Linked DNA regions of Homo sapiens: region 1 is linked to region 2. A link is an interaction called in ENCODE POLR2A ChIA-PET data of the cell type or tissue named here. Cell type or tissue: Panc1. All regions are shown on one strand. Links, peaks and the distances in the headings refer to the core of each region. The heading gives the core; the rest is flanking DNA.

Region 1 (4,376 bases), core at 278-4,277, 200 kb before region 2:
AAGGCCAGAATGAAAGGGGCTGATCCAGCAGGAGGGATCCCTGTGGTTAGTGACAATGGCAGGAAGTAAAATTTGTGTGAGTCCTTTTATGCTGCAGAGGGAGGAGAGACATCCTGCTGGCCTTCTCCCAGTCCTGGGGCAATAAATTAGTCCTCAACACATTTTGTTTCTGTTTTGAGAGGGAATCTCGCTCTGTCGCCCAGGCTGGAGTGCAGTGGTGCGGTCTCTGCTCACTGCAAGCTCCACCTCCCAGGTTCATGCCATTCTCCTGCCTCAGCCTCCTGAGTAGCTGGGACTACAGGTTCCCGCCACCACGCCCGGCTAATTTTTTGTATTTTTTTAGTAGAGACGGGGTTTCACTGTGTTAGCCAGGATGGTCTCGATCTCCTGACCTCGTGATCTGCCAGCCTCGGCCTCCCAAAGTGCTGGGATTACAGGCGTGAGCCACTGCGCCCGGCCCATTATTATTATTTTATTGTTTTTTACAATAGAGACGGGGGTCTCACTGTGTTGCCCAGGCTGGTGTCAAACTCCTGGCCTCAAGCGATCCACTGGTCTCAGCCTCTCAGTGTTGGAATTACAGGCATGAGCCACCGTGCCCGGCCATTATTACTATTATTAATTGAGACAGGGTCTTAGTTTGTTACTAAGTTTGTTACTTAGTTTGTTACTAAGTTTGTTACTTAGTTTGTTACAGGCTGGAGGGCGGTGATATGATCATAGCTCACTGCAGCCTCAAATTCCTGGGCTCAAGGGATCCTCCTGCCTCAGCCTCCCGAGTAGCTGGAACTACAGGTATGTGCCACCACACCTGGCTAATTTTTGTATTTTTTGTAGAGATACGGGTCTCACTATATTGTCCAGTGTGCTCTTGAACTCCTGGGCTCAAGCAATCCTCCCACCTCAGCCTCCCAAAGTGCTGGGATTACAGGCGTGAGCCATTGCATCCAGCCTAAATAAAATTGTTATTATTATTATCCATCCGGGCATGGTGGCTCACACCTGCAATCCCAGAACTTTGGGAGGCTGAGGCGGGTGGATAACCTGAGGTCAGGAGTTTGAGATCAGCCTGGCCACCATGGTGAAATCCTGTCTCTATTAAAAATACAAAAATTAGCCAGGCATGGTGGCGGGCACCTGTAATCCCAGCTACTTGGGAGGCTGAGGCAGGAGAATCGCTTGAACCTGGGAGGCGGAGGTTGCAGTGCGCCAAGATTGCACTACTGAACTCCAGCCTGGTGACAGAGCGAGACTCTGTCACCAAAAAAAAAAAAAAAAAAAAGACCAAGTGCGGTGGCTCACGCCTGTAATCCCAACACTTTGGGAGGCCAAAGTGGGTAGAGCACTTGAGGTCAGGAGTTCAAGACCAGCCTGGGCACCATGGCAAAACCCTGTTTCCACTAAAAATACAAAAATTAGCTGAGTGTGGTGGCGCATGCCTATAATCTCAGCTACCCAGGGGGCTGAGGCATGAGAATCGCTTGAACCCAGGAGGCAGAGGTTGCAGTGAGCCGAGATCTCGCCACTGAACTCCAGCCCGGGCGACAGAGCGAGACTCCGTCTCAAAAAATAAAAAAATAAAAACGATGGCACTGTGAACGGGTCTGTTGACTATTTCTTGGTCTCTTGGTTTATCTCCTCCCAGCTCAGGCTTGCTCCTCGCCACAGTGGGGCTCAAGGCAGTTGCACCTCGGCACAATTTTCTTTTTTTTTTTGGAGACGGAGTCTTGCTGTCTCCCAGGCTGGAGTGCAGTGGTGCGATCTCGGCTCACTGCAAGCTCCTCCTCCCGGGTTTATGCCATTCTCCTGCCTCAGCCTCCCGAGTAGCTGGGACTACAGGTGCCCACCACCATGCCCAGCTAATTTTTTGTATTTTTAGTAGAGACGGGGTTTTACCGTGTTAGCCAGGATGGTCTCGATCTCCTGACCTTGTGATCCACCCGCCTCGGCCTCCCAAAGTGCTGAGATTACAGGCGTGAGCCACCGCGCCCGGCCACCTCAGCACAATTTTCTTCGTGGTTTTAGCTTTTTCTGGAAAATCGACTTAATCCGCCTACCACAGCCACTCTGCTTCCTGTAAGGCCACTTTCCCTGGGTTCAGAGAGAGTCCTCGCTCCTCTAGCGCTGCCTCACTTTGTAGGATTGGCGCTGGCCACACTTCTTACAGAAAGGCTTTTGGGGCCGGGCACGGTGGCTCACGCCTGTAATCCCAGCACTTTGGGAGGCCGGATCACCTGAGGTTGGGAGTTTGAGCCCAGCCTGGCTAACACGGTGAAACCCCATCTCTACTAAAAATACAAACAATTAGCCGGGTGTGGTGGCGGGCACCTGTCGTCCCAGCTACTGGGGAGGCTGAGGCAGGAGAATGGCGTGAACCCGGCAGGCGGAGGTTGCAGTGAGCCAAGATTGCACCACTGCACTCCAGCCTGGGTGACAAAGCGAGACTCCATCTCAAAAAAAAAAAATAAAAAAGGCTCTTGGGGCCGGGCGCAGTGGCTCACGCCTGTAATCTCAGCACTTTGGGAGGCCGAGGCAGGCGGATCACCTGAGGTCGGGAGTTCGAGACCAGCCTGGCCAACATGGAGAAACCCCGTCTCTGCTAAACACACACACGCGCGTGCACACACACACACACACACACACACACAGAAAAAGTTAGCTGGGCGTGATGGCCTGTGCCTGTAATCCCAGTCACTCAGAAAGCTGAGCAGGTGAATCGCTTGAATCCGGGAGGTGGAGGTCGTAGTGAGCTGAGATCGTGCCACTGCACTCCAGCCTGGGCAACAGAGGGAGACGTCGTCTCAAAAAGCACCTGTGTTTTCGGAACATTCACCATGTTTGCAGGAGCACTATTGGCACGGAAAAAAAAATGTTTTGTTTTGTTTTGTTTTTTCTTTTTGTTTTTGCCAGAGTCTTGCTCTTGTTGTCTAGGCTGGAGTGCAGTGGTACAATCTCAGCTCACTGCAACCTCCGCCTCCCAGGTTCAAGCGATTCTCCTGCCTCAGCCTCCTGAGTAACTGGGATTATAGGCGCCCGACACCACGCCCGGCTAATTTTTTGACTCTTAGTAGAGACAGGGTTTCACCATGTTAGCCAAGCTGGTCTCGAACTCCTGACCTCAGATATCTCCCCGCCTCGGCCTCCCAAAGTGCTGGGATTACAGGCATGAGCCACCACGCACAGCCAAAAATGTATGTTTCTAAAGAACAGCTTTGGGGTTTCAAAGAAATTGTGAAGGTCACAGGGTTTCCGCACAGTCCACACCCCACACCTGGTTTCTCTGACAATCTGTGTGGTGCAGTAGCATGTGCTGCTGTCTTTTTAAAGGATCCCCGAATCACTGCTGCAATGTAGAGGTGATTTTGCCATGAAGGATTCAGTTTGCTCCCACCCCTGACCCGGTGGGACACGTGGGCAGACCCCGGCCCGGGCACCTGTGCGCCAGAGCTGGTGGTTCCCTTCACAGAGGGGCAGACTGGGCTCTGGAGGCTGGGGGTGGCCTCGGTCACCGCCTGTGAAAGGCTCCCAGTTCCTCCAGCTCCAGAATTTTCCTGCCACTCTACAAGAAGAGACTGGAAGAGGGCGGGACTGGCAGAGAGGAAACCACAAAAACAGGATTGAGAGCAGCAGCTCAGAAGACAAGCTGTTCCTGGCAGGCGGCCGGGGGCAGGCAGCGGTCAGCGGGGGGGCCTGGCAGGGCTGGGCGGGGCTCGGTGCCACCCGGGAGGGAAGTGACTTGGCCTATGGCACCTCCCACACTTCCTACACACAAGCCAGGCTGGGCAAGGGACAAGGGCAACAGGCCAGGGAGCCCTGAGGATGGCCGGGTGGGGGCCGTCTGTGTGCCTTCATTCATTCATTCATTCAATCTGTTATGTGCGAGTTCACAAACTAGGACAAAGGAGGAGACAGCTGAGCTCAGCCCACCTTCAAGGGTGGCAGATGAGTAACCCAGGGCGAGGAACATTCACGGATGGTCATGCGGCTGCAACACGGCCCGAGCTCCTAGGGAGCACCTCCAGAAGTGATCCCAGATCCGGGGGCTGAAGGGTGCAGAGGAGAAACCAGGTGCAGAGGATGTTGGGGAGGCCCCGCTGGAAGGGGGAGCAGGTGCATAGGCCCGGCATCCAGAAGGAGCTGGGGCTGGAGAAACTGAGAGGAGGGCAGAGTTTGAGGGGGAGGCTTGCAGGCTGGGTACTCTGAGCCTTGAACTCCTGGGCTCATGCAATCCTCCCACCTCAGCCTTCCAAAGTATTGAGATTACAGGTGTGGGCCACTGTACCCAGACTAAATAAAATAATAATAATTATTATTATTATCATTATTATTATTATTATTATTATTAGAACCTAAACTAGGTGCCAGGGCAGCCAAGA
Region 2 (4,376 bases), core at 64-4,063:
CCCGCAGCTGGGTTCCTGCGGTGACGCCGCAGGACTGAGGCCAGCCCTGGGGGCAGCTGTGCCAGCCCCTGTGGGCGAGGCTCACGGGGTGCCAGGCCAGGGGGCTGGGAGCTCTAGCTCCTAGAGCAGTCTCCAGGGCTCCATCCGCACCAGGCCCAGGTCACTCATGACGGGTGGCGTGGCTTGGTGCTGTTCCCCAGGCGCCCAGCATGTAGCAGGCACGGTGCCGGCTGCAGAGGTCCTGGAGAGCCAGGGTGGCTGGCTGGATGCCTCTGGTCGGGGCTGTCTGGCCAGTAGCCTCGGATGCCCTCATAGGGAGCCAGTGAAGCCCCAAGTGCCCTGCCTGCCTGGGGGCTGATGGGTTCCCGGCGGGGTCGAGAGGCAAGCTCTGTGCCCTGCGTGTTGAGGCCCCCTTGCTGGACACGGCTGATGGCCACACTGCCCTGTGGTCATGGCCCACAGCCGAGGGGCTTTCAGCTGCTCAGATGTCAGCACCAAGCTGGGCAGGTTAGTGTAGACGGTGCCCACCTTTGAGACCAGAAGGAAGTTGGAAGCAGGAGTGATTTTGATGATGTGAGGCCTTCAGGGAATGTCCTGTTCACTCCTCCCCCAAGAGGCTGTGGAGACTGTGGCCGCTGACCCCTGAGGGCAGTTGGCCACCCGTGCCCTCCAGGGACATGGCGTGCCTGGCGGCGTAGTGCAAAGGTGCCCTCTGCTTGCCCCTGGCCTTCTGCCTCAGGGGCCCCTGGGACACAGGCCTTCCTGGGCGAGTCCAAAGCCCACCGGGCAAGGAGAGGAGGACTGGGAGCCAGGAGCCAAGGCGGAGGCTGTGGCCAGGGCTGGTCAGCCTGGCGGGTCAATGCGGGCACCTGCGGGCTGGACAAGCTATGCTGGGTCTCTTAGGAGATGAGCTGCAGGTAGGGTGGCTTTAGCTGGACTCGGCTGTGTGTCTCCTTTGGAGGAAGGCTGGAGCTTGGCCGGCGTGTCCAGGTGTCAGGCTCCCTGGTCTGTCACGGGGCACGCCCGTCGTCTGTTGTGGTTAGAGGAGCTGGCACTATGCCTGTCATGGTGCTGGCCCCAGGTGGCGTGTGTGCTCGTGGGAGGCCTCGGTCCCCAGCCTGGGTGAGTGTTGGGCTCCCCCAGGCGCGATGGTAACCTCAGGCCGCTCTTCCCGCTGTGCCCTTCTGCAGGTAACTAGGATTTCTACCTCAACCGCGAGACCTATGCAAGGACGGTGTGGACCAACTCGCGCCCGCGGCATGGTGCCCGCCGGCCTGCCGGGCTCCCACCCCTGGACGGCAGAGGCAAGGACGGACGGGAGCTCCACTGTGAATCGGCGGCACGCGCCGCAGGAGGCTGGGACTGGTCCAGTTTGTACTGTCGATAGTTTTAGATAAAGTATTTATCATTTTTTAAAAAGTATAAACAATTCTGACTTATTTTATTCCATCTAAGTGGTAAAAGGCAACTTATTGAGAAATATAAATATCTATATATGAGAGCTCTATATAAAGACACGTGTCTGCAGGGCGGGCCCGCCAGCGGATTCGCCACAGCCTGCCCCGGTGCTATCTCGTCCCCAGGCCCGCGCCTGCCTCCACCCGCTTGGTGCTGACTAGACGCTGACAACGCCGAACCCCGTTCTCGGAAACGCCGCCCGGCCGGCTCCCCCGACGCGCTGCTCCCGTACCAAAGGCAGGCCCGTCGCCACCACATTCCTCGGAGGCCTCCCCGCGGCCTGAGCCCCTTCCTGAGCGCCCTGGCGCCTGCCCTGAGCTCTTCACCTTTACCCCGGCACTGTGAACCCCCAGACTGTTCACCCTCCGGGGCGTGGGTTGCGCCCTTGCATGTGAAGGGGCCTGCGCGGTGACGCAGCTGGCCATGTGCTGCGCGATGGTGCTGTGAGGACGGCGCGGGCACGTTGAACAAGTGCATTTACTTTTGTATTTCTCGGCTGTCCATGGCTCGCAGCATGCCCTGCGATGCGGGGCAGGCCTGTCGTGGGTCCCTTGGTGTTTCTGTACAGGAGAGAGTCACACTAATGAGTGGCAGTATTTTATAGAGATGTGATGAGAATTTATAAATTTCATAGATTTGACAGCTTTTATTTTTAGATGGTATAATGCACAGTGAAGAGGAAAGAAAAGCGAGGGGAAAAAACCTTATTTATTCAAACAGTGCACAAAATGGCCCCAGCGTCAGCCCCGACCCTAGACCCCTCAGTTGCAGCTCCCAGCAGCCCAGACAGAGCTGCCGGCGCCCCTGCCTGCCCCACATCCCTTCCTGTCAGGGCCACGCCTGGCACCCATCCCTTGGAGCCTGTGCTGGTTCTCCCAGCTGCTGTGGGTGTGCTGGGGCCAGGGTGCACTGCTGAAACCTGGCCTCTCTGGCCCTAGGCCCCAGGGTGACGTCGGCCCCCCACTCTGCAGCCTTGGCGGGTGCCTGGGACTGGGTGTGGAAGGAGAGGAGCTGAGGCCGGGGTGTAGCAGGCAGGCAGGGCCACTCCAGTGCTTCTGGAGCCCTGAGCAGTCAGGGCCTGGGTTGTCTGAGCAGTGGTGGCTCTGTGCCCTCCCTGGAGGATGGGATCTGGGAGTCTGAGCTCCCCGCATCTGGCCCTGGGCTGTGTGGCACTTGCTGAGCCCACCTTCTCAAGTGCTTGCTCCTGTGAGATGGCATCGGGGAGCCCCTTCCCCAAGGTGCCACAGATCCACCCTCCAGGGAGCTGCCAGCCCTGTGTTCTGGTTCCCAAGGGCAGGATGGACACACGTCACATCCCTACCACGTGGCCTCCAAAGGGAGCCACGGAGGAAAGGCTTCTGTGGTTGCTAGGTGGGGGAGTCCTGTGTGGGAGGGCCTGAAGACCCCTGCTTGTGCCTGGTGAGGGGGGTGCTGCCTCCCCCAGCCCCCAACAACCTCTCAGACCCCCACCCTCCAACATAGCTGAGTTCTGAAGATGGTGCTCCGGACCTGTCCTCTTAAGTGGTGCCCAGTGCCCTCCCCACCCCACGTTGGTGCTCTCAGCTAGAAGGTGCTGTGCCTCTGCCTGAGCCCCAAGCCCCGAGCCTGGCCTTCAGGACAGGCAGCCTGCTCTGTGTCGCCACGGGCCGGATACGCCACAGGGTTGATGGCAGAGACGGCCGAGTCCCTGGTCTAGAACAAGACACATTCTTTAAACACTGTATTACTTCTGCCTCCCTCTAGGTGACAGTGGCAGTCCGGGTGCCATCACGGGTCCTGCAGATGGCCATGCAGGGCTCCTGCCCACGCAGGCCACCGTATGTTCAGGACACGCACTGGGTCTCAGAGCCACTGGCCCAGGCAGAAGTCTCCTTGAGCCCACTGGGTCATATGCGTGTCACCACACGTGAACTAGTGTGGTGGCTGCCTGCGGACACCCTCCTGTTCTGAGCCCTGGGCCTGTGTTCTTCTCAGACACTCCCAGACTGAGGGGTGGTGTGTGGCGGGTGGCAGGGTGGCTGTGGAGACTGGGGATCTGGAGCCTGGTGCTGGCACCTGGCCTGAGTTTCCGTGGGCAGCTGGCGGGGACCTGTGCTGCTGCTGCTGACTGTGGGTGGGCGGGCGGCGCCTGGGAGTGGCTCTTGCTCAGGAATTGATAGGAACCCTAAAAACTAGGATACCCCCTCCTCGGCCCATGAGGCACGCACAGTGACTTATTTAAGACTTCCCCCTTAATTTATCTGCCCCCAGGATGCGTCAGTCTGTTCAGTGGTCAGCAGGCCCCCCACCCCCCGCCGACTGCCCTCGCCATCGTGGTCAGACCCCCCTCCCAACACAACACGCTGCTGGTCTGTGTCAGCCTTTGTAACGTGGGAGGCTCTGCCGTGTCTTCCGGGTGAACTGTATTTGGATTGCGCGCATTGTCACGGTCCGCCCCTGGGCTGCAGGCGCCCCTTCCTCTGGGCACCCCTGCATTCTGCATCCCCACCTCTAGACGCTGTAATAAACAGACTGTTTTCACTCGGACCTGGTGTGAATGGCAGCCTTTCTTCCAGGTGGCATGAGGCGTCTCCTGGCGGCCAGTGAGAGGCCCCGGCTAGTGTGTCATCGCCGAAACGGGGAGTGGAGGGCCTAGGGGTGCTCCTAGCAGAAGCTCCGGGGGCTGACACCAGGACACCCTGGCCTTGGGGAGGCTTATGAGGGCACCAGGCCACAGGCAAGGGGAGGCTTATGAGGGCACCAGGCCACAGGCAAAGTGCCTTTTGATGAACGGAAAACCAGATCTGCGACCCCAATGACATCGGCAAAGTCCTTTTCACATCAGATGGACCAAAGCCCGCCCAGGCCCCAGCCACACTCCGGGAGGGCCCGTGAATGCCAGAGGCAGGACCCCAGGTCACCACAGGATTCCTGATACC

The links. ChIA-PET counts read pairs that join two places held together with the same protein. Peaks named below come from ENCODE experiments on the same cell type or tissue, not always from the same donor. Only the 100,000 strongest peaks of a DNase experiment are listed, where the experiment ranks them.
Region 1: POLR2A ChIA-PET joins it to region 2 with 12 read pairs; 2 of 35 experiments call an interaction of 5 or more read pairs at or near these places.

The regions. Positions count from the first base shown.
Region 1 is chr19:2,028,855-2,033,230 of GRCh38, forward strand. All of the region lies in intron 1 of LOC107985278 (a long non-coding RNA gene), which reads right to left. Among named protein-coding and RNA genes, the nearest start is that of BTBD2, 15 kb to the left of the region's middle. RefSeq lists an enhancer at 1-337. In Panc1, for the core only: no CTCF peak of the experiment used is centred there; no DNase peak of the experiment used is centred there; H3K4me3 peaks cover 405 bases; H3K27ac peaks cover 491 bases.
Region 2 is chr19:2,228,595-2,232,970 of GRCh38, forward strand. It overlaps DOT1L (DOT1 like histone lysine methyltransferase), which reads left to right. Exons shown (of 28, transcript NM_032482.3): 28 at 1,191-3,984. The coding sequence ends at 1,198. It also overlaps a transcript of PLEKHJ1 not described here. Among named protein-coding and RNA genes, the nearest start is that of MIR1227, 3.4 kb to the right of the region's middle. In Panc1, for the core only: CTCF peaks have their summits at 3,225, 3,424 and 4,055; no DNase peak of the experiment used is centred there.